5 separate regions of the Homo sapiens genome follow, and all the other regions are linked to region 3. The links are chromatin loops, found by intact Hi-C in ENCODE. Cell type or tissue: sigmoid colon. All regions are shown on one strand. Region 1 holds the start of ABHD5 (abhydrolase domain containing 5, lysophosphatidic acid acyltransferase). Region 2 has its middle 17 kb from the start of GASK1A. Region 3 holds the start of SNRK (SNF related kinase). Region 4 overlaps ANO10 (anoctamin 10). Region 5 holds the start of ANO10 (anoctamin 10).

Region 1 (5,000 bases), 400 kb before region 3:
TCAATTGACACTAAATCATTCTCTAGGACAACTTAAAGCAATTCACAGAAGTCTACTCTACTCTCATTACATTTAGCTTTCTCAACTGTATTGCAACTGAAAGGGGTTGGATGTTGAAAGCAAAATGGATCCCAGTATGCCTGTCTTCACTAAGTGCCACAAAGCAAAGGACAAGAATCATATTCTCCAAAAAGCCATCAGATGACCATTTTATAACTTTCCTTTGTTAATGTTATCTCCCTATCTAAACCTCAAATGTCTTAAGGGTAGGGAACTGTATTCAAACAAGAGCCAAACATCCCACATGAGTCCCAATTCCAGTGACAGGCAGCAGGGATACAGGGTAAGCACCTTAGATTAAATCCAGACACCTCAAAGGGTTCCACAAAGGGTTCCAATCCAGCCCTGCTACTTGCTGGCAGGCTGTTAGCAGCCTTTACAGTGGCAGTTTCAACTGCAAAATGGGAACAATAATACCCAGCACACAGGGGCAACCTTGGATTTAACAGGATCACTTCTGGGGATAGTCACTGGACACTGCTAAAGCATATTGCCAAGAATACCAGCGAAGCCCACTTCTGTCTAGAAACTATGGCTGATCAGCTGCTAAGGATTTTTTAATCATCTACCTCCAATGACCTCCAACCATCACTCCAAGCCATAAAACCCTTTCACGATTGTGTCCTGGACTCCAAGGCCCCACTACATCAAAACCAAATAGTCCACCTGAAAGTAGTGTCAAGAGTCAAAAATGTTGTGACAAACAAGATGAGAACACAACCTACCAATTACGTTCCTACTTGCGTCCACATGACATTCAACATTTCACCTCAGTGCAACGAGGAAGTTCATCAACAAACCTCAACAAATAAACAAAACTCAAGAGAATAACTTCCTTTCTAATATTTCACAATTTTTCCCCATGACATCTTTCCAAATATCCCTGTCTTCATGGTACTCCATATTCTATCATTTAGGTTATGTTTCCTAGGCAAATTTCTCCAGACGTCTGAAGTAGAACCGACGTCAAAAAATTAAATATATATGGGGGAAGTTTACTTTCCAATACAAACGACAGGCCTTGAGAAACAAGGCAATAACCTCCATAACAATTTAATTATTCCACTCATTAACTACTATTCTTCTACTAACAAGTGCAAGAAGTCATTTAGGTGTAGAAAAGAATAAACTCACTATACCTGTATATAAAAAAGTTTCACATTAGACATCTGCCCTCCAACTTCCACAGTTTCCTATACATTATGTGTGTTCTTCTAAGGCACATGCAACACACACTTCGCCAGTAAAGCCAGAATAATCCCAGAAGCGCAAACAAATAAGGGACAGTGGAGCTTGCAAGCCAAAGACCTTCATCCGAAAGATGAATTATGACATTTGAACGTGTATCTCTATCTTAAGGGCTAACTTTCTTTCTATGAAGTATCTGAAACTCACAGCCATACACCCACTTCCCTCACTCCTTCTCCCCTCCCTCCTTCCCGGCACCCCCGCCCTCCCGCCGCTTCCCGGGCGAATTCGGGCCTCTAATATCCCCTCCAAGGAAGCGCCGCCCCTTCCTACGGCTACGGGAAGGATCGTCCAGTGGCTGAGGCTGGACAGAGCACAGGTAGTACCTGTAGACGGAAGCCGCGATGGGAGGCTGACAGACCCGGTCATTTCCCGCGCCTCGCAGTCAGGTGCAGGGTCGACCGGGCACCGCCCGCCGGCGGCATTGGGGCAGGCCGGGTCCCTTGGCAGAGCCCGAGCCGGTGCGGCCGCCGCGGCCAGCTCCGTCGCCGGCCCGCGGGGTGGCTTATACAACAACGGGGCGGACCCTCCGCGCGGGGTCAAGGCGGCCTCCCGGCGCGGCCGGAGTCCGGCTCAGACACCTCGGGGCCCCGACGCTGAGGGGAGCCTCTCCCAGGCAGAGCGGCGCCGGGACGCCTCTGGGCGCCGCGCGGACTCATGCCGGGGAGGGTCGAGGAAGCCGCCCGTCGTCGCCAGGCGGGCGGCGACTCCTTGGTGCTGCCCGCTGGGCCCTAACCCGGCCCGCGCGGAGGGTGCGCGCCGGAGACACACGAAGCCCCCTGCCGGCTGCGCTTACCTCTCTCCGGTGTCGGCAGAGTCCACCTCCTCCTCCTCCGCCGCCATAGCCGCCGCCGCGCAAGCGCCGGGACTTATCTCGAAGCCGGCTGACAGGCCGACTGGGCCGCCCCGGGCTGGCGCGGCACTTAAGGCGGCGCAGGCCGCCAGCGCATGCGTCTTCCGCGCACTAGCACGGCCCGGCGGCGCGCCCGCGTTTGCGCGTGCGCGGCCTTGCCTCCGGCTTTGCGTCCGCCATCCCCAGCCAGCATGCACTAGTTCTCCCGCCCGACGCTCCCGGGTGTAAGCGCGGGGCGGGACAGTCAGCCCAGAGGGACTGGCGAGACTCACCCGAATGAGTTAGGTGTTTTAGCTAATTTGAATAATGACTGTATTCATGCATCACCCCGTCGGTGTTGGCTGTCAGGTGGCACCTTGGGGACGGAGGTGCGTCCGGTCCTGGAAGAGCCTAGCTAGTGTCCGATAGATGGTGCAGTGGCAAATGAAATGGCGTAATCGAGGTGCTGTGTGGCGTCCCGCCAGCCTTTCCCCGCGGGTTGGGGGGCCAGGGGGAGAGGGCGACTCACAGGAGCCTTCAGTCAGTTGAGCACTGCTCTAGGTGCTGATGTTACTGTAGTGGCCAGAGCCAGCAATTTCCCTCCCACTCGACTCTCTAGATACCTGGGAGGGTGAAAAGAGTCGGTGTTGGCCGGGCGCGGTGGCTCAGGCCTGTAATCCCAGCACTTTGGGCGGCCAAGGCGGGCGGATTTTCTGAGGTCGGGAGTTGGAGACCAGCCTGAGCTGAAGAAACCCCGTCTCTATTAAAAATACAAAATTAGCCGGGCGCGGTGGCGCATACCTGTAATTCCAGCTACTCGGGAGCCTGAGGTAGGAGAATCGCTTGAACTCGGGAGGCGGAGGTTGCGGTGAGCCGAGATCGCACCATTGCACTCCAGCCTGGGCAACAAGAACGAAACTCCGTCTCAAAAAAAAAAAAAAAAGTCTATGTTTAGGTACTTCGAGTTATTGAGGTGAAATGACTAACCTAAATAGCAGTATTTCTTGACCTGTTTTCAAGCCTTTTAGCAATCAGGTGCAACCTGCTTTTGGAATTCTGCCACCCACTACTACTCATCCATTTATGTTTGGTGTGTGTCTACTATGGGCTCACTTTGTTCTAGGTGCTTGAAAACAATGGGTTGAAATACTGCTCCTGTTTTGATAGATCCTACGCGAATATATTAACCTTTATTTTAGACTCAGTTCATTGTTCTCCTTCCCTGACTCTCCTCCCTCTTTTTCTCTCCTCTGAGCCCCACTGTAAACCTGTCTTTATCACCCATCTAGCTCTCAGGTTCTCAGCCTTGTGTAATTGTTACAGCTTTTAAATAAACATTATCGAATATCTTTCCAACTACACGAGAAAGTCCTCTAGGATAGGAATGGTGTCTTCTGTAATTTAGAGGGGGGAAAGCCACTTATAATCTCTTAGGCATAGTAATAACTAATACATTTTTTATTGTGTTTGATCTAATTCATAAAATATTTTAGGGAAGACCAGAACATATAAAAAACATTTTTACAGGAATTCCTGGTTGTTTCATGAAAGGGCCGTATATTCAAAGTGACCTCCAAATACAGAAGGAGCTGAGAAACTAAAGAATGAAGGAGACAAATCCAGCTTGTCAGCAAAAGGTGATTTATTAGGGAACTTACGGACAGAAGCATGGTCTTGGACAGCAGCAAGACAGGTAAATCTCTGTGCTGTTACCCTCCCAGACTAAGGTTGTTTTGACCTAAGGGCAGGTAGGTAAGTATGTGCTCTGATACAATTTGGGTGTTGTCCTCTCTAAATCTCATGTTGAATTGTGATCTCCAGTGTTAGAGGTGGGGTTTGATGGGTGGTGATTAGATTCTGGGGGTGAATTTCTCATGAATGATTTGGCACTATCCCCTTAATGCTGTCCTTGCAATAGTAAGTTCTTGTGAGATCTGGTTGTTTAAAAGTGTATGGCACCTACCCCTCACTCTCTTGCTCCTGCTCTAGTCATGTAAGATGCCTGCTCCCGCTTTGCCCTCTGCCGTGAGTAAATGCTCCCTGTGGCCTTTCCAGAAGCCAAGCTGATACCAGCACCTGTATAGCCTGCAGAACCATGAGCCAATTAACCTTTCTTTATAAATTACCCAGTCCCAGGTAATTCTTTTTTTTTTTTTTTCTAAGACGGAGTTTCACTCTGTTGCCCTGGCTGGAGTGCAGTGGCATGATCTTGGCTCTCTATGACCTGCACCTCCCAGGTTCAAGCAATTCTCCTGCCTCAGCCTCCTGAGTAGCTGGGATTCCAGGCACCCGCCACCACGCCCAGCTAATTTTTTGTATTTTTAGTAGAGATGGGGTTTCACCATGTTGGCCAGGCTGGTCTTGAACTCGTGACCTCAAATGATCCTCCCTCCACTGCCTCCCAAAGTGCTGGGATCACAGGCATGAGCCACCGCGCCCAGCTGTATTTCTTTATAACAATGTAAGAACAGCCTGTCACATGCTCTTATACAAGGAACAATAGATAAAGTAGAAAACTTGGAGGCCTTCCCAAAACTGGGGTTACTCAGAAATCAACATTGTGGATTAGCATCTGAGATGGAGTTACTTTAGCCTCCACAATAGTGTTGCCAGACACTTGTAGTGTGTCTGCAGAAACTGATGCCCTACAATCCCACCTCTCAGAGTGTCTGTTGAAGACCCTACCGCCTGGAACACAGTGCAAGCCCAGTGGTACTGAGTCCAGTAATGAAACCTTAGGATTTTGCAGCAACTCCTGTAGCGCTTTGGTCTTTATGGACCTGGAGTCTGCTCTCAAAGATGCCTGTGCCTGCTGCACAGTCACAAAAAAAGAAAAGAAAGAAAAAAAGAGAGAAAGAGA
Region 2 (5,000 bases), 320 kb after region 3:
TCAGCACTTGCTGCTTCATCTTGCTCTTTTATGTTATGAAGGCAGCTTTGTTCCTTAAACCTCACAAACCAACCTCCGCTAGCTTCAAACTGTTCTTCTGCAGCTTCCTCATCTCTCAGCCTTCATAGAACTGGAGAGAGTTAGGATCTTGCTCTGGATTCGGCTTTGGCTTAAGGGAATGTTGTGTCTCGTTTAATCCTCTATCCAGACCACTAAAAGTTATTTCACTTTCGTGAATTCACTAGGGTAGCACTTCTAATTTCCTTCAAGAACTTTTCCTTTGCATTCACAAATTGGCTGTTTGGGGCAAGGGGCTCAACTTTTGGCCTGTCTTGACTTTTCACATGCCATCTTCACTAAGCTTAATCATTTCTAGCTTTTAATTAAAAGTAAGAGATGTGTGACTCTTCCTTTCACCTGAACACTTAGAGGCCATTTTATAGTTATTAGTTGGCCTAATTTAAATATTATTAAGGTCTGAGGAGTGGGAGGGTGATGGAGAAAATGGCTGCTTCCTGGAGCAGTCAGAACACACCCAACATTTATTGAGTAACTTTGCCGTCTTATATGGATGAGGGTCATGGTGCTCCAAAACTATTACAATACTAACAACTAAGATCATTGATCACAGATTGCTATAACAGATGTAATAACAATGAAGGACTTTAAAATATTGCAAGAATTACCAAAATGTGATACAGAGATATGAAGTGAGAAGATGATGTTGGAAAAACGGCGCTGATAGGCTTGCTCAATGCAGGTTTGTCATAAACCTTCAATATGTAAAAAATGCAATTGCCTACCCTATAACAGTTCCATTCCCATATATATGTATGTGTATATTACGTATGTGTATATTATGACCAAAAAAAGTGTGTATTACGACCAAATTAATTATGCTAGTCTCAAGCTTGCTTTTTCATACAGGCTATATATTTACATATATACAAATACATATATATGTGAATGGAATTGTTTTATTATAGGGTAGGCATATGTTTAGCATACATATACATATATTATGTATATGTATCTATTTACATATACATATGTAAATAGATACATATACATAATATATCTCTCTCCAAAAAGGAGTACTGAATAAGTTATCCCAAAGGCATATAAAAGGATGTTCATACTAGCTTTATTCACAATAGTCCCAAACCTAAAACCAACCAAATATCCATCAACTTGTGGTATATTCAGTCAATGGAAGAGTATTCAGCAATTTTAAAAAGCCTCTGCTGCATACAACATGGATAAATCTCACAGATATATTGTGGTGAAAGCATCTAAACATAAAAGAGTACATATTAAATGATTTTATTTATATGTAGAATAGATAACACTAACCTATAGTAATATAAATCATAATGATATCTAACCCTTGGGAGGAGACTGACTGTAAGAAAACTTGAGGAAGCCTTCTATGCTACCTTGATCTGGGTGGAGGGTACAATAAATCTCAATATTTGCCTCTGCTAAAGACTACCTTGCTAGTCTCAAGCTTGCTTTTTCTCACTTAACAATATATTGTGACCATTTACATGTCAGCAAAGATATCTTTCATTAATATTAAGTTGTTGGCGTCTTTTTTCTTTTCTTTTTTTGTGATGGGGTCTCATTCTGTAGCCTGCACTCTGCACTGGAGTGCAGTGGCGCCATCATGGCTCACTGCAGCCTCAAACTCCTGGGCTCAAGCGACCCTCTCACCTTAGCCTCCTGAGTAGCTTGGACTACAGGTGCATGCCACCACAACTGGCTAATTTTGTTTTTTAGAGACAGGGTCTTGCCATGTTGCCCAGGTTAGTCTTAAACTCTTAGCCTCAAGCTATCCTCCCCCCTTTGCCTCTCAAAGTGCTGGGATTACAGGCGTGAGCTGCCGTACATAGCTGGACATCTTTTTTTTTTATTAAACGTACTTTCAGGAATCTTATTCTCCAAAGTAAGTTATAAATGCTACAGTGGCAGGGGCTCCATCTTACAAATCCCATGAATAAAGGGAACTTGGAGCTGTGGAAACAGTCCTGGGTTTAAAGCTGAATTTTGCCCCTTTGCCTGTGCAACCTTGGACAAATTACACACCTTCTCCAGGTTCAGTTTCCACATCTATTTTTTTTTTTAAATCGGGACAACGCTTACACATGAAGTTGTTAGAAAGTTTTAAATAGGCAATGAATGTAAGGAGCTCAACACCTAGTAGGTTCTCATCAACTGATAGCTCCATTCTCTTCCATCCTCACCAAGCCTTGCTCATAGAGCCCTCAATAAAGCTGTGATTATTTTCTTACTTTGCTCCTGTATCCAAGCACCAGGGTAGAGAATGAATGAAGGGCAGTATCAGCTCAACAGTCTTCCTAATACCAATCATTTCTTCTCAAGGTCAAGAGCTTGTTTTTAACTTGCTTTTAACAAGAGCTTGTTTTTAATTTGGTTTAATTGACCACATCATTTGAGATTTGAAGATGAATCCTGAGAACTCATAGTAATGGGTTCCTTGATTCCTCTCACCGGTCATGGCCAGCAATCCCATCAGCAGGAATAAAAGGGAAGAAATGCACTGAGCTCTAAGCCTGGCAGGCAGTGTTTGACACATCCAGGCTGATCCCAGAATCAACGGTACAAGAAAGAAATATTTTAAATAACGAGAATTTGAAGAAGCAAATAGCACCACCAAGTGGCCAACATTCCATATGGAAGTTGTTCCATGCCCAGATTCAGCCGTGAGTCTTTCCTAGCTACTGTATAATGTCTTGGCTTCACAGGGGTGGAGAGAGAAATAAGATAAATAAAGGGCAGTGAACACAGTTGATCCCTCCATCTGTTCCTCAACAAGATCTGTGAATATGTGCCCACTGTGTTTTGGGCCTCCTAACTTCATAATCAGGCTCTAATTCAACCTCTTGCCATGGCATTTTATAGACTTTAACCTGCACAAACCCCACCCTACTCCTATTTACTGCCAGCTGAACTCTCAATGTGGGATTTATAAAAATATATTTCTTGTCACAGTTCCTGTCTTCTACCATATATGGCTGCCTATCTACTTAGGGGTTTTCCTGAACAATATGAGGACAGTTTGTTCAAAGATGTAATCTTAGCACCAAACATGATGCTTGGCATGGAGAATGAGCTTAATAAATGTTTTTGAGCAAACTAATATAAAAGTGATTCAACTGTCCAATATATGATATATCCACTGACTTCAGAAATCATTTCACTCACTCGATTCAATACATATTAAGTACCTCCTATGTGCCAATAATTGTGTATGGGGCTAGGGTGACAAAGATGACTAGAACACCAGTCCTCTGCCCGCAAGTATCTCTAGGTGGGCAACAGACAGTCATGAACATGAATAATATAACCAGAGCTATGAGAAAGGAGTTAGCAGGCTTCTCTTGATACCTGGAGGAGAAAGAGGAATTCAACTTGCCTGAGTTGATGAGCTAAGGCCTCCAGGGCTTCTGAGCCAAAAGAGTGTTTAGGATGAGTAGTTCTCCAGATGGACTATAAATGGGGGGTTGGGGAGAGGAATTCTAGCCAAAGAGAACAGGATGCTGTGCATGGAGTCTGAGCAGGGTCACCTCTGGACTTCACAGAGCAAGAAGCTGAGCTTTCTGTTGTGTTTGAGGGATACAAAATACCCATCTTCACAAGGGTAGCATTTGAGGGTATTGTGGGAAGCAATAGGGGAAAGCCCTCAAAACTTTCTCTGCAAAAGTAATAATTTCCTTTTTGTCAACCAGGAATATTTGAAAACATTTCAAAATAACAACCTCTCTTTTTTCTCCCTGGTAATCCTTTGGCAACTCTGCTTTCCTGATCCCTTGTCTGTTTCTCTCCTCTCTCCTTTCTCCCCAACTTGTTACCTTTCCCCTACCCAGTCTCAGAATCCCTGCAAGAATCCATAGGAACCACTGCTGTCCCAGGTTAGGAGAAAAAATTAAAAATGGATCTTGAGCACGACATTTCAGGACCACAGACAGTGGCATGAAGCCTACCCATCCACTGACATTTCAGTCATGCCAGCTCCAACTCATTAGGCCCTCTGCAGACTCGAAAACATGGCCTCCAAGTTTACCAAGCAAACAAGGAAACACGGACACATCCAGAAGCAATAGGAGAGGTTAAAATAACGATAGAACAAACAGACAAATATTAGTCGAGGTATAAGAGATTTGAAGAATATAAAACAAAGTTGGCCTGATGGATCTTTATAGAATACTGCAACCAAAAATTGCAAAATATATATGTTGTTTTAAAGTATGGAACATTTCTTAAAATTAAGTGTCCATTGTACAGTCGCAACATATTTCAAAGGACTGAAATCATAAGAGTATATTATTTTAAAAGTATTCAGCCAAGCTAGAAATCAGTTACAAAAAATAACTAGAAAATCCTCATGTATTTTGAAATTAAGAAATACACTTTTAAATAACAAATGGATCAAAGAATATATTCATAATATAAATTAGAAAATTTTTGGAACTGAATGAAAATGAAGATAGCAACATTTGGAGATGCAGACAAAGTAGTAAATACAGAGAAGTTTACAGCCTAAACTCATATATTAAAAAATAAAAAGGTGGAAAACTAAACAGTTAAACACTAGCCCAAGTTAGAAAAAGAAAAGCAAAAACAAAGGATAGAAGGAAGAAGTTAGTAAAGATGAGAGCAAAAATTAATAAAAGGGAAAACAAACATACAATAAAGAAGATTAAAGTTAAATTTAAAGTCCTTTGAAAAGACAAATAGCATGGATAAACTTCTAGTGAGATTGATCAAGAAAAATGAGAGGTCACAAATAACCTCTTTTTCATGAATGAAAAAGACATAAGTGCAGATTCTATAATAATTAAAAATAAAATAATATGAATAACTTTACGCCACTACATTTACAAGTTTAACAGGAAATGAAAATTTTTTCAGAAAAATACAACAGAAAGAAAATTTTTAAAATCTGAAATCTTCCTATGAAATAGACTGCATCTGTAATT
Region 3 (5,000 bases):
CTAAAGCATCTTAGTTATAAACACTCTATCTTTAAGCAAACAGCTGGGATGCAGTTACATTAAGTCTAGAGTTTCTCATCTACGGTTTTTAATTCCTAAGATTCTGGCCTATGGAAAGTTCATTTGTACCCTTTTCTTCTTGGGCAGTGTAAAGAGCTCTTAGGATTAGACAAGCTGCTACAGGGAAGAAATCATGTCTTATTTATACCAGTACTTAGAACCATGGCTGCTCAGTATCTCCAGAAATAAATATTTTTCTATTTGGTTTCACTTTCTGTATGAGGGAAGTACTCACAGTGAAGTTCAGATGAACAGTATTTCCTGTGACCAGTAAAAATATCACGAAAGCCCTTCAATTTTAATAAGGACATTTAAAAGCCTTTCTTTTAGGATTATGTGATTAAATCTAAACCATAAAGACCCAACCTATACTTCTGGTCTAGAAAAATAAAATTAGTACAACTTCTGAGTTCTAGCATGTTTTAGACTAATGGATCTTACTGCAGTAAAACAGAAAAAAATACTCAGAATTATTAAAAAATACGGTGAGAGTAATTTTTGTGCACAAAATGAACAATTAAAAACTGATTATACAAATTTAAAAAAAAATTGAAAGGTGGCACTGAAAGTTTCCTGCCTGAAAAGCCTTCAGGATGAGAGTATTATAAAAAGTTAGCACTGTGCACCTGACTTTCTACACTGCTTCAATATGTGACCTTGGAAATGTCATGTAATTTCTCTCATTTCTAGTTCTGTAAAATGGGAATGTCCACCTGTTCTCCTCTCAAGGACAATTACACAGATAATCAGATTAAAAATTTGGTATTTGGTGTTCTTTAAAAAAAGAAACTTGTCTAATTAGTATGCTTTAATCATCACTTGTACAGTACATTCCTCTTCAAGAATCCAATTCCAAGAGAAATATTTAAGCAGACGTTGAGGACAGATTTCCTTAAGGGAATTATTTTATAAATCTGGAAAGCAATGTAACGAGATTATAAATTAACAAACTGATTACATAAGCCTTGACAACCCGGGCTTTAAAGTACACTGCTGTATATATTCTGATAAGTTAAAGACTGGTTTGGGACATAGTGCTCCAATCCCATACAAGGAGCCCAAACTCAGGCATTTCATGTTTGATAGGAACTTGGTGGAGATTCAACAGGATGTCCAACACTTGCAAGCCATGCTTCACCTTAAAACCTGACAAAATGTTTAAGGCATTAAGTCAACTTTACCACGGTTCCTAAGACTTTAAGAATGCACATAATTAAAGGGAAGGGGGGTGGAAAGTAACATGACAGTTTGAAAGGTCCCATATCCTCAGACCTCTATAGATTTAGGAACTCCACTGCTAAATTCTCCCCAAAGCCTGAAACTCCCTATGAAACTACTGGACTGTATGCGATCCAACAGTTACAAATAGCACAGCTCCAAGAACCCCGAAGATAAAAGGCTGCCACTTTCCTGCAACCCAAGTCCAAGTAAAAGGCAGGAAGGTCCCTGTAAAATGGACCAGAAAGAAATCAACAGGCGATGACTATGGAAAAGAACGTAGATTTCCCAGTCTCCCAGTCTGCAAAAATTCTAGCTCTCCCTCGGGAATGGCACTGCTCCTCTTTCCTTACCCCTTTGCCCTTTCTCTACAGACAACATCCCCACTCTATTGTAAAGCAGTTTGACCACGGAACCCTTTTGCTGAGGCCGGATTTCTACAGTCTTCTGAAAGGGGAAAACGCATTCAAAGAACACACACCCTACCAAGCGCCCAGGGCGCGGGGCCCCGCGGGCGCCGCACTCGGCCCGCTCCGGGGCGGGGCGCGGGGATGCGGGCGCCTTCCGAGGTGCCGCAATCCCGCCGCGGCCGCAAGGGCAGGGCCTCCAGGCGACCGCGGCCGCCGCCGCAGTGACGGCTCCCGCCGGGCCCCGCCGCCGCCCCGCCGCCAGGCCGCGCCGCGGGGTCCGGGCCACCGCAGCCCGGGCCCCGCGTCCTCCCGGGCCGCGCGCTGCGGCCGGCGCCGAGAGCGCAACTTACTTTCCGCCTGCGGCGAGCGCCCCGGCCCGGGCGCCCAGCCCGGCAACAGCGGAGGCTACTGAGGCGGCGGAGGCCGGCCCCGCACCCCTGCCTACGGCCGCCGCGCCCCGCCGCGCTCCGCGCTCGCCCCTACCTCAGCCGGCAGGCGAGCGTCCGTCCGCAGCGGCCGCGGCGCCGACAACTCCCTCCCGGCCGCCGAAACCCCGCACCCAGCGCTAATCATAATACCGAGCGGGCTGCCGGCCGCGGGGAGGGGGTGCCGGGTAGCTGCGCCTGCGCGGGCTGCGCGTCACTGTGACGTCAGCGCTGGGGCGGGGCCGCGGGAAGGGCAGGGCGGGGCGGCGCGCACCTGCGGCCGGCGCGCGGGCTGCTGGAGGGCATCCTGGCGGCTTTCTGACCCCGGCGAGTCGGGGCTGAGGCGGCTGGCGGGACAAAGCGGGCAAGGCGCCCAAGGAGGATGGAGGACGGGGGAGGAGGAAGCACCAGGGACACGGAACAATGGCCGGGAAAAAGTAGCGCGAGCTGTCAGGGGAAATCGGAGGGAAGGGACCGCGTCTGTACAGGACTGCGTCTTGGCGGCAGGGGGCAGGGAGCCGCACGCGCTTTACTCTTTGGTTCCCGCCCAGGTTTAAACAAGGATAAAAAAATTGTAAAAATACATATACATACACACATGCACATATGTATATACATATATATACATAATATGATTTTTTTCTCTGTAGTTTCTTCTCCCTGGGACTCTAATTTGAAAAAATTCGGTTGATTTTGTTGTTATTTAAGCAAAATTGGAAAAGCCCAACATCTGAATGCAGTGCTGGCCTTAAAGGTCAGCGGGAGACACAGGCCCTGCTAGGCAGCCTCTGGCAACAGCATAGAAAAGTAAACGGTCGTGGGGACACATCAAAGCACGTGAAGTCAGAGATTCAAAACACGCCGGGCATTAACCATAGCCCTTGATGGTTCAGTGGTATGGTCGCCAGGCCAGGTTGCTCTGGAAGGGAGCTTAGGGATGGCCGCAGAGGGTGGGAGGGGACTCCCGACTCCCACCCCTGGAAGCATGGCATGCAATAGAGACCAGCTCTTCAGGGTTCCTGGAAGGGAACACCAACAAACCAGACGCCAGATTTCTTCAACCTGCTTTTCCCCTTCTGTTCCCACGTTGTGTCCACCCTTCCCCAAGAAAGGACCCCTAGCAAGGAAGGACACAAGCCAGAAGAGCTGCGGAGATGCTGCAGGCTTGGTTGAATTGACTGGACTGCGAAGAGAAATCTAGATGGTTTTAGCAAATCTCTGTTGACCTGCAAATGTCAAAAGCCTTTTAGCTTCTATGCATCAACTTTGCATGTCTGAAGATGATTGGGAAGCAGGAGTGGATTGTTGGGAGGTGCAAACAGTTTGATTCTTAGGGTAATAACATAGGGTTTTCTGATCAAGGGGACTCCCAGTTACCCTAATACCCTTGCATCAGGTGGTGGGAGAGCACCAGGGAAAGCCTCAGATTAGGCCTCTGCGCCTTAGGGTCCCACCTGGGATCACTCTGACCTGAAAAGACCATAAAAGAGTCATCTCATTTTGACATGGAAATCGTAACTGTAGCAGCATATTAAGCAAGAGCTCCTAACTTGGATTTGTAGAATTTGTCCTTTTGTTGCTAGAAATCAGGAAGACCATGCACTTTTCTCCTCAGGGAGATATCACTATTCAGGGAACTCTGTAGCCAACTAAAGGGAGAAAATACCACTGTAATGGTCTCCCAAGGGATTTCCAGTGGTCGAAGGCCTCCACCCCTGGGTCTGTAGTCCCTGAGTTATATCAGTAACTACAGAACAATGACGATAATATATAAGCTCTTGAAAAATAAAGTATTTATATTGCTGCTGTTTAACTAGGTTTTGAATAAATTTTCTAAGGAAAACAAGGCATAAAAGAGCAAAACAAATGAAAAAGGGCAAAATAATAAATTGATTTAAATGAAGTTGGCTGCAATACTCTTCTAGAGAAGGACGCAGTACTGGCCACATGGTAAATCATTTATTCATCCCCAGTATTTCTTGGGTAGCTGAAGTGCTGCTGGCAAGAATATGACCCAGTTTTGGTTCCACACCATAAATGTGGTGACATGATTTGATTATGCTTCGGCAATATTTTAAGATATTCAAGTACAAATTAATAGTATTACTTAAGTTGGAATTTAAGCAAATGTGCTTATAGTTAATGAAGAAACTCCTTTTCCACTCTGCCCTGGGGCTTTCTCCAACACACTGCTTTTTTAATGTTGGGTCTTTTTATGGACCTGTAAGAAGCTTTAATTAGATGTACAGCATTCTACAAAACGACAAGATGAAGCATGCTTGCTTGTATTACAGTCTCTGTGATTCAGATCTCAAAAATAACATAATGCCACCAGTTTAAGGAAGATGTTGTTTATTGGAAGGAAACCAGGGAGGTGCCACAAATTAGATCAAAATGTGAAAATTGAGCAGACTGATGAAAGAATTGTCATTTTCATCTTTGGAACCCCAAAAGCAGCATATGTAACAAGGTTATCTTCTCTGGATATTGTTAGTTTTTGTAATTTATTTCAAATTTTAAAATAAATGTATTTAAAACAACAGACATTGAATATTCATACACAGTTCAATTTTGAGTTGTGACATTTTATTTAACAACATTCCCTTTTACATATTTAACTAGTTATTTCATACATTTATACTTGTGCATTTCTAGATCCTGGCTTCACCCCAGTAGGATCAAAATAATACTTAATTGGAATGACCTAAAGAGTTCCTCAAAGACTCCTTCACCACCCTATGGGCATCAGTTAACATCTTCTACTCTTTTATCTCAGATGTCAGTTAAGGTCCTGTGTGTGTGTGTGTGTGTGTGTGTGTGTGTGTGTGTGTGTGAGAGAGAGATATTTCTGATAGTTGCAAACAAGAATTGGAAATGCCAGTCCTTA
Region 4 (5,000 bases), 130 kb before region 3:
CCATGCCCAGCTAATTATTATTTTTATTTTTTGTAGAAACAAAGTTTCACCATGTTCCCCAGGCTGGTCTAGATCTTCTGAGCTCAAGCAATTCACCCACATTGGCCTTCCAAAGTGCTGGGATTACAAGTGTGAGCCACCGCTCCCAGCCCTGGCCAGTTCTTTTCTTGAGACAGTCTTGCTCTGTCATCTACCCTGGAGTGTGGTGGCGCAATCTGGGTTCCCTGCAACTTCCACCTCCTGGGTTCAAGCAATTCTCCCACCTCAGCCTCCCGAGTAGCTGGGACTACAGGTGTGTGCCTCCATGCCCAGCTAATTTTTGTATTTTTAGTAGAGACAGGGTTTCGCCATGTTGGCCAGGCTGGTCTCAAACTCTTGACCTCAAGTGATGCATCCATTTTGGCCTCCCAAAGTGCTGGGATTACAGGTGTGAGCCACCGTGCTTGGCCCCTGGCCAATTCTTTTTAAAAGATTATACTGTTGGCATCATCGAATTTAAAGATACTGGTCTATGACTACCAGACAAGAAGCTTTTTGGAAGCAGGATTACTCCAGAAATGTAGATTTATAATCGTTGAATGAAATAGTCATTAATTAAGTGAACATCATTAAGGTCAAAGCCCCATCCCTTTGTGCCTTTTTTCAACTATTAAGTGCTAATCCTTTGACTTTGAAATTATCCTGTGTGTGTTATAGTTGGGTATTAGATTCAGGAAACCATTATTAAATATTTAATATACTTTCCTACACCAAAAGTGTAGGAAACCACACTTAAAAAAAAACTTTGTTTTTAATTACTAGTAAACTGCTAAAATAGGAAATTTTTTGTTTACTGTAACAAACAGTATTCCTTTCCTTTCCTTTCTTTTTCCTTTTCTTTTTCTTTGTCTTTTTCCTTTGCTTTTGCTTTTTGTTTTTGTTTTTCTTTTTCTTTTTTGAGACAGGGTCTGGCTCTGTTGCCCAGGCTGGAGTACAGTAGCATGTTCACAGCTCACTGCAACCTGCAACCTGCACCTCCTGGGCTCAAGCTATCCTCACACCTCAGCCTCCTGAGTATCTGGGACTACAGGTGTGCGCCACCATGAAGGGCTAATTTTTGTATTTTTTGTAGAGACAGGGTTTCATCATGTTGCCCAGGCTGGTCTCAAACTCCTGGGCTCAAGCAATCCACCCTCCTCAGCCTCTCAAAGTGTTGGGATTACTGGCGTGAGCCACTGTGCCCAGCATATTTTTTACTTGATTTCCAATGCTATAGGATCTCAAGAATATGACTGAATATTATATTATGTAATAAACATAGAGAAACTGGGCTGAAATATATTAGTGATTGATAGGCTAGGAAATTTAGACTTTTAAAGTAAAGCCCTAAGAACAACATGTTTGCTCATTTGTTTCTTTCTCTTAAGAATAGAATGTAGAAAACAAGAAATGTTTGGATTTAAGAACTCTTTTAAATACTACCTAAAGGAAAATAATCACTTCATAAAGAAATAATGCTTATGAGAACATAAATAGTAATATAGTGAACCCATATGTAACTCAAAATGAAAATACAGATATTAAAATTCAGCAACAGCTGGGTGCAGTAGCTCACGCCTGTCATCCCAGCACTTTGGGAGGCCGAGGTGGGTGGATTGTTTGAGGTCAGGAGTTCAAGACCAGCCTGGCCAACATGGTGAAACCCCATCTCTACAAAAATACAAAGAATTAGCCAGCCATGGTGGTGCACAGCTGTAGTCCCAGCTACTGAGGAGGCTGAGGCAGGAGAATTGCTTGAACCCGGGAGGCGGAGGTTGCATTGAGCCAAGATCACACTCCAGCCTGGGCAACAGAGCAAGACTCCATCTCAAAAAAAAAAAAAAATGCAACAAATACTAATTGAATACATCTATGATTGAAACACAAAAATATATCAGAAGTTCTCTGCATCATATAATTGTCCAATGTTAGAGTTGAAAAATTCTATAGAAATGATCTTTTTAGGAATTCTGACTTTACAGATTAAGGAATGGATCTCCAGCTGTTGTTGTCAGCTTCTACGATGTTCTACAGTGATCCCTGCTGCCTAGTATTTATGCCCTTGTGGAGTCCTCTCCCACTTTGTATCTTGATTTTTCTGTGTGATCAGTAGAATACTGTAGAAATGACGTTATGTTTCTTCTGAGGCCAGGTCATTAAACAACATGATGGCTTCTGCCTTCTCCCTCTTGAATCACTCTTCCTCTTGCGAAGCTAGCTGCCATGTTGTGAGGACACTCAGCCAGCCAGTGTAGAAGCCTACAGGACTAGGAACATGGCTTATTGCCAACAACCATGGGAGCAAGTGATCTTGGAAACAGATTCTCTGGGCTAGGAGTTGGCAAACTTTTTCTGTAAAGGGCCAGATAATAAATACTTTAGGCACGTGGGCCATCCAGTCTCTATCACAGCTAATAGTTCTGCTGCTGTAATGCAAAAGCAGTCTTAGACATACGTAAATGAAAGAGCGTGGCTATGTTCCAGTAAACTTTGTTTACCGAACAGGCTGTAGGCCAGTTTTGGCTTAGGGACCTATTGCCATTCCCTTCTTTAGCCTTAGCTCTAAGCCTTTGAATGACTGCAGTTCCTGCCTACATCCTGACTATAGCTTTGTGAGAGACTCTGAGCCAGAGCCACCCAGCTGCTTCCAAATTCCTGACGCACAGGAAGTGTGAGATAATAAATGCTTGTTCTAAGCCACTAAGTTTTGGGATAATTTGTTACGCAGTAATAGATAACCAATGCATCAACAATCCAGGAAGGGAGGCTGGGTGACAGATGAACTGTTTGGCTATGAGTTAATCATTGTTGAAGCCAGGTGATGAGTAAGTTGGGGTTCATTATTCTCTCTACTTTTGTATAATAAAATGGAAAAAGAAAAGGAAATTGGTCACTAAGAAGGATATGTGATTTGTCTAAAATCAGACCCTCAGCACTTTGAAAAAGCCCATGCTGTACACCCAGGTCTCTGGCCCTAAAGTCCCATGTTCTCTTAGCTACCTCTCCCTGCATAAGTAACAACCAATAAAGATCTAGCCCTTTGGCTAAGTTTTCCTTCCAATTCTTTGTTTGTTTGTTTTGGTTTGGTTTTTGTTTTGAGACAGTCTCGCCCTGTCACCCAGGCTGGAGTGCAATGGCACTGTCTTGGCTCACTGCAACTTCTGCCTCCCAGTTTCAGACGATTCCCCTGCCTCAGCCTCCTGAGTAGCTGGGATTACAGGCACCTGCCACCACCCCCATCTAATTTTTTTATTTTTAGTAGAGATGGAGTTTCACCATGTTGCTCAGGCCAGTCTTTAACTCCTGACCTTGTGATCCGCCTGCCTCAGCCTCCCAAAGTGCTGGGATTACAGGCGTGAGCCACTGCGCCCGGCCTTCCTTACAATTCTTTACCACCTTAGTACCTCCAGTTTAACATCCAAGACAATTCTTTGGACTTTGATATCATTGCTGTTATCGAACCATCCTTGAGGCTCTTTAGACCATAGACTATAAGCTTAGAGCTGAGGGAGGGAGCCTTGGTGAGACATGTATGGAATTGAACCTCCATGTGACCTGAAATATAATATTTAACATTTATTTAATTTTGCCATTGATAGAGCACTAGCAGTCCACTATCTTTATTAATCCTCGCACAGCCTATAAGAATAGACCTGTCAGGTCGCAATATAGCAGTTTATGTTTGACTTTAAATAAAAGCACTATTGAAGCAGCTACATTGTGTGGGGTAAATACCTGGGGTTCGTCGTCTTGCACCAAGAAAATTTAGGACACGAACACACGCGAGGAGTTTAGGAGTGGAAGTTTAATGGGCAGAATAAAGAGAAAAAAAGAAAGGAAAACAGCTCTCTCTCTAGTAAGAGAGGGGACTTCCGAGAGGAAAAGAGCAACCGGTAGTGGATGCGCCGGACTTTGTAGTCCGGCTTGAGGAGGCAGTGTCTGATTTAAGTAGGGCTCACAGATTGGTTCAGTCAGGTGTGACGTTTACATAGCCGTGGGGAAGGCTGGTCGCCCCACCCTAATGTTATTATGCAAATAAACTTTCCCCTTGGCCAGCGCCATCTTGTCTCCTTCTTACTACACATGTGGTTGGCAGAGAACGGAAGATGGAGCCACCATTTTGAATATGCCTAGTCCCAGGTAGTTCTTTCCTTCTGGCATTCACCCGTGCAAGTTCCCAGCTTGCCTGTCTGTGTCTGCAGCTGGACTTTACAGGCTGCTCTTTGTTAGAAAATGATTTGGAGCTGCTTTTCATTAAAAGGAAAACCTTACTGAGGACTTCTGTACCCTATCTGCCTAAGTAATTTCTTCTTAACTCCTGTATCACTATGTGAAGGTGCCTAGCACAGCTTTGGGCACATGGGTTCTAAATTAGAGTTTACCTTCCTTTTAAAATCCTATTGAAATTGGAAATGACACCAGAAGGGTTTTTGTTGGCATAAATAAGTTAATGAGGCGATTGTTAGGTACACAGAGTGGATGTTTGAAATAACTCGTCTTTTGATCCATTGCATTGATCAAATGGACTTGCCTCCCCAGAATGGTTGATGATTGACAATAATCTCTAAACTTGGTTGGATTAAGAGGCTGGGAATGGATGGGGGATCCTGTGGATTTTCAGGGTAACCATGAAATCAGATTTGGTATTGGGTTCTGACTATGTCATGTTTTCTGGGTGTTTAACCAGATGTCCTTGGTAATTCCATTTACAAATGAGCTAAAATTATGTGAACAAGGCCTCACAAGTAAGTAGTGGGAGAGCAAAAAGCAGAATACCAGACCTGCTAAAATGCCACTGGACTATGAATTTCAGTTGACAAATACATCTTCTCCTCCTTTTCCTTTCAGAATTCTGTTTCATGTTGTATTTTCCTATTAATAAAAATATGGTTGAGAACAAGTGAATTTTCCCCCATAAATTTTTGAGTTTTGTATTTTTATTTTTGATGGCTATTCTTTTAGATAGACTCTACAAGGCAGTT
Region 5 (5,000 bases), 340 kb before region 3:
ATCCAATCACCTTGCACCAGGCCCCACCCCCAATACTGGAGATTACAATTCAGCATGAGATTTAAGTGAGGACACAGATCCAAACTATATCAATGCTACATACCTTTTGGTCACTTAGCAGCCATCTAGGCTATCAGGTCGAAAAAACATAATATATACAGGGTTCAGTACTATCTGTGGTTTCAGGCATCCAGTGGGGGTATTGAAATGTGGCTAAGGGGGACTACTATATAGGGATCTATGTCATTAACTCAGGTTTGCCATTTATGCTGTCCAACAATTTGCTATACTTAACAGAAAGTTTTAATTTGTTAATTGTGGAGATGAAATAAGATTATACAAGAGAAAATGACTTTTATATTTCCATTCATTTTTCTTCCTAATTCCTCCAGCCACATAAATATAAGAAAATGAAATTATATGGAGGATGGCCGTGCGTTCTAGGATGAGAAGATAAGAAGAGTACAATTTAAAAACAAAAGTCTAAGGAGTAATTCATGTCTAAACTTATTGAAGTTCATAAATAATTTGTCCTGATTTTCAGAAGAAAGAGAGAACTTCTGAACATAACCACACAGGACCTACAAAAAGATAGCTGCACAAAAACTGGTTAATAATGTTGTGAGCTGCCATGATAGCATCGGAGGACTAGAAAGAATGACAAACTGCTCCTACCAAGTAACGAGTCTTCTGCTCCTTTCTTTTAGTTTCCCTGCCTCCTGCCTGGAACCTGGAAGACCCAGAGAAGGGTGGGGAGTAAAGAACAGACCAGCCTTCTCCGCACTGCAGTTTGTTGAGGCATTGATCTGGCCAAAGCTGGATGTATGGAGGCAGAAAGTGTTCATTCATTTTTTAAATTTTTCATTTCAGAATTATTGCTTGTCTGCTATGGACCTAACACTGTTCTAAACATTGGGGCTGGTAATCCTCCATTATCTGTGGGAGATACATTCCAAGATCCACAGTGGATGCTTGAAACTGAGGATAGTATAAAACTCTATGTATACTATGTTTTTTCCTACACATACATACATACTATGATAAAGTTTCATTTATAAATTAGGTACAGTAAGGGATTAACAACAATGAATAATAATAAAATAGAACAATTATAAAAATAGACTGTAATAAAAGGTGAATATGGTCTCTCTCTCTCTCTCCAAATATCTTATTGTTCTGGCCTCACCTATTTTCAGACTGTGGTAGACCCTGGGTAACTAAAAACACTTAAAGCCGGCAGGGCGCGGTGGCTCACGCCTGTAATCCCAGCACTTTGGGAAACCGAGGCAGGCGGATCACCTGAGGTCAGGAGTTCTAGACCAGCCTGGCCAACATAGTGAAACCCTGTCTCTACAAAAAATACAAAAATTAGCTGGGCATGATGGTGCGCGCCTGTAATCCCAGCTACTCAGGAGGCTGAGGCAGGAGAATCGCTTGAACCCGGGAGGCGGAGGTTGCAGTGAGCCGAGACTGCGCCACTGCACTCCAGCCTGGGTGACATTGCGAGGCTCTATCTCAAAACAACAACAACAAAAAGTCAAAAAGTGTGGTGGACAGAAGAAATAGGAGAGCAGGTAAGGAAATGGTGGGGTGAGGAGCAGATGAGAACAGGTATTAAGTAGGATGGTCAGAAAGGGCCTCAGGGAGAAAGTGAGAGCCCAGCAAACACTGAGGGAGGTGAGGAAGTGAGCCAAGCAGCCAACCGAGGGAAGAGCTTTCTGGGCAGAAGGAATGGCTGGGGCAGACTCTGAGCCTGGAGGTGGAAAGGTGTCTGGCGATTTCTAGGAGGAGCAAGGGTTTTGGGATTTGGCTGTGGTTGGATGTTAGGTTTTAATTATAAAAGGATCTGCGTTTTTCACAACTTGAAAGTGAGCTACAGTTAAAATGAGACTTGTTCTTATACCTGAAAGTGACCAGAAAATTAGGTTCTGGTCTTTAAGAGATGGAAGAGGGAAATGTGAAGGGGCGTATTCCTTTCCCCTGCCCCGACCGCTCGCGGTTGGAGAGCCCAGCCACATGCCGCCCCGGCTCGGAGTGACAGCCCAACCAGGCCTCTGCCTTCTCGGCCGCGCCTCTCCCGCTGCCGTCCGGATTTCGATGGGTGGTACAGTACGTTAGGCACGCCCCTCCCTTTCTCCCGGCCTGGTCTCCTGTTCCAGGCGACAGCCCAATGAGGGCTGCCTTTTTTTCTTCGGACCGGTTCCAGTCTAGGTTCTCGTCCACTACGATCGCCCAGTGAGGCCCCGCCCCTCCCACCGCAGTTCCGCCCCTCCCGGAGCTACCGCCCAGTGAGGCCCCGCCTCTCCCGCCGCGGCCCCGCCCCCCTGCGTGTGACCGCATCTAGGCCCCGCCGCGTCCGCCACGCCCAGCGCTCGGCGGCGCCCGCCCCACTGGCCTGGCCCGCCCCCCGCACCGAGCACTCTTTCGCCCGGCCTCCGGTTCTCGCCGGCTCTCGGACCCGCCTCCGAAGACGTGGAGCGCTGCGGCGGCTGGTGAGTCGGGGAGGGCACCTCGGACCCCCCAGCTGTCCGCAGCAGAGCCCGGCCCCTTGCAGCCACAGAGCCCCGGCCGCTGCAGGCTCCAGGAGCTCCGCCTGGTCGCCGCCCTGCGTTCCCGGGCCGCCTCCCGGTGCCAGCACCCCTGGGGATGGGAAGTGGGACCAGGATGGGCGCGGGGGCTGTGGGGGCAGGGACGAGTGAAGGTGTTGCGGGGAGCGGCGGTCGCAGGGGAGGGGAGAGGTTTGTGGAGGGGATTATGGGTCTGGGGCGAGGGTTTGAGTCCTGAGAGAAAGGCGGTGAGGCGGAAATTTGGGGCTGGTGAAGTCAGGATGGAGGATGTTGGGGGCCTCAGCGCTTTGGGGAAGGAGGCAGTGAGTGGGGTGGTCGGCGGAGCGGAGTGAAGGGTGGTTTTTAGAAGGGTCAGCTCGCGGGTCCCGGGGTTCTTGCTTCCCGGGCAGTCCGGGGATCAGGGCGGACTAGGCTGTCTCCAAGCAGGTTTGGCCGGAGCGGGCTTGCAGGATAATGCTCACATCGAGGTGACTGAGTTTCCAGGCTTTTGACTGGGACATACTGTACAGTTTAAATAATAGATACCTGTCTGGCTAGTGCCTGGGACACCTGAGAAACGTGGATGGAATGGGGTTCTCCCCTATAGGCAGCGTCTGATTTTGTGGGTGCCTTCACAGCACCAGCATTGGTGTGCGCTGCCTTCTGTAAAACCTTATATTCCAGCAGGACGGTGTATGGAGATCCCAGACTTAAAAAGTGCAGCTGAGGTTTATTCAGACTCAAGACACAGTTGTATCATATTGCCTTAAATCCTGCGGAGTTTAAATCTAATCCTGTGGGGTTTAAAGCGGTTAAATCCACTTTGTAGTGTCTACTTTTAATTTAAAGTCATACAAATCTAGAGGACTAGATGTTTTCTAAGGGCCCATTCTGCATGATAAACAGTTTAAAATTCGCTATGGAAAGTAAATCATCTGTTCTGAACAGCTGTTGCTGAAAGAATCGTAGAGTTGCAGATGAATGAAATTTGAAAGATCTAAAATAATGGAAGGGCATAGAAAAGTCTTGATAAATTGAAGTGTGTAAATGCACTTAAACCCACTGAAACTTTTTTCTTTTTGTTTTTTTTGAGACGGAGTCTTGCTCTGTCGCTCAGGCTGGAGTGCAGTGGCACAATGTCTGCTCACTGCAACCTCCGCCTCTCGGGTTCAAGCGATTCTCCCGAGTAGCTGGGATTATAGGCGCCTGCCACCATGCCCGGCTAATTTTTGTGTTTTTAGTAGAGATGGGGTTCCACCATGTTGGCCAGGCTGGTCTTGAACTCCTGACCTCAGGTAATCCTCCCACCTCGGCCTCCCAAAGTGCTGGGATTACAGACGTGAGCCACTGTGCTGGCCAACTTTTTTCATTGTAGACAACTTGGAAGACAGAGAAAATTATAAGGATGAAAATTAAAATCTGTAGTTTTGCCACATGTAATAACATTTTGATGCATTTCTTCCTAATTTTTGTATTTTTGTGTATATGAATGTACACAAAATTAGGGTAGTATTGTTACCTAATTGGGGTAATATTGTTATATTACTTCATACTTTTGCTTTTTCTTTCCACCTTACATTTTCTCACTTAGCATTTTTGTGGATCAAATTCTTCTTAAACATCTTTGAAAATGCTTGTATAATCATTCATCATGTGGATTCATTCTTTTTTTAAATATTAGAGTTTTAGTTATGTGCCTAGTACTGTGCTTGGAGGTGAAAAATCAGTGTTCCTCAAATGGATATATTTGTCATGGCTTGCATGAGAGCTGTACTAAGCCTTTTTCTCATCTGTCAGTTAAATTGTCTCTAGCCTTCTGTTTTTATAAGCAGTAAACCTTTGTTTTAATGGTTAAAAGCTCACAATAAATCTCATGTCATGTGTGAATCCAAAACTGTTATTTTTAATGTGTATGAGTTTTTGTGTGTATGTGTTAGGAAATTACGGAATTTTGGGTGGAAGAGGATTTTTTTTTTTTTTTTTTTTGGACAAGGTCTCACTCTGTTGCCCAAACTGCAGTGCGTGCAGTGGTGCAGTCACAGCTCACTGCAGCCTTGACCTCTGGGGTCAGGTGATCCTCCCATCTCAGCCTCCTGGGTAGCTGGGACTACAGGCGAGAGCTTCACCGTATCCAGCTAATTTTTTTTTTCTTTTTTTTTGTATTTATTGTAGAGACAGGGTTTCGCCATGTTGCCCAGGCTGGTCTTGAACTCCTGAGCTCAATAGATCCACCCCCCATGGACTCCCAAAGTGCTGGGATTACAAGCCTCAGCTACTGTGCCCAGCCCCTGGAAGAGGCTCTTTTTAAAAAGTTTCTTGTTTTGAAATAATTTTAGATTTACAAAAAGTTGCAAAAATAGTACAAATTTCCTTATGCCCTTCACCTAGCTTCCCCAGATGTGAACATCTTAGATGACGATGGTGCAATTGTTGAAACCAGAAAATTGACATTGA

Evidence for each region. Hi-C counts contacts between places; a loop is a spot of excess contacts. Peaks named below come from ENCODE experiments on the same cell type or tissue, not always from the same donor. Only the 100,000 strongest peaks of a DNase experiment are listed, where the experiment ranks them.
Region 1: it touches region 3 in a loop (4-fold over the local background); 9 of 110 quality-filtered maps call a loop at or near these places.
Region 2: a loop joins it to region 3, with 4 times the contacts of the local background. A loop is called at or near these places in 4 of 110 quality-filtered maps.
Region 4: it touches region 3 in a loop (2.4-fold over the local background); 4 of 110 quality-filtered maps call a loop at or near these places.
Region 5: a loop joins it to region 3, with 4 times the contacts of the local background. A loop is called at or near these places in 8 of 110 quality-filtered maps.

The regions. Positions count from the first base shown.
Region 1 is chr3:43,688,144-43,693,143 of GRCh38, reverse strand. ABHD5 (abhydrolase domain containing 5, lysophosphatidic acid acyltransferase) reads right to left here and starts at 2,206. Exons shown (of 7, transcript NM_016006.6): 1 at 2,105-2,206. The coding sequence starts at 2,151. It also overlaps a transcript of ANO10 not described here and the pseudogene TUBAP3. RefSeq lists a silencer at 1,555-2,034. In sigmoid colon, CTCF peaks have their summits at 1,765 and 1,991; DNase peaks (open chromatin) are centred at 1,583 and 2,243; H3K4me3 peaks cover 2,191 bases; H3K27ac peaks cover 1,816 bases.
Region 2 is chr3:42,959,481-42,964,480 of GRCh38, reverse strand. No RefSeq gene overlaps it. Among named protein-coding and RNA genes, the nearest start is that of GASK1A, 17 kb to the left of the region's middle. In sigmoid colon, a CTCF peak has its summit at 2,679 (motif pointing left); no DNase peak of the experiment used is centred here.
Region 3 is chr3:43,283,847-43,288,846 of GRCh38, reverse strand. SNRK (SNF related kinase) reads right to left here and starts at 2,307. Exons shown (of 7, transcript NM_017719.5): 1 at 2,172-2,307. RefSeq lists silencers at 1,773-1,822, 2,063-2,462 and an enhancer at 2,067-2,567. In sigmoid colon, a CTCF peak has its summit at 2,610 (motif pointing right); DNase peaks (open chromatin) are centred at 2,346 and 3,006; H3K4me3 peaks cover 2,833 bases; H3K27ac peaks cover 1,660 bases.
Region 4 is chr3:43,416,390-43,421,389 of GRCh38, reverse strand. All of the region lies in intron 12 of ANO10 (anoctamin 10), which reads left to right. Among named protein-coding and RNA genes, the nearest start is that of SNRK-AS1, 67 kb to the right of the region's middle. In sigmoid colon, no CTCF peak of the experiment used is centred here; a DNase peak (open chromatin) is centred at 2,296; H3K27ac peaks cover 718 bases.
Region 5 is chr3:43,619,401-43,624,400 of GRCh38, reverse strand. It overlaps ANO10 (anoctamin 10), which reads left to right and starts at 2,390. Exons shown (of 13, transcript NM_018075.5): 1 at 2,390-2,492. RefSeq lists enhancers at 816-1,468, 1,469-2,121 and a silencer at 2,177-2,676. In sigmoid colon, no CTCF peak of the experiment used is centred here; a DNase peak (open chromatin) is centred at 2,180; H3K4me3 peaks cover 2,017 bases; H3K27ac peaks cover 1,068 bases.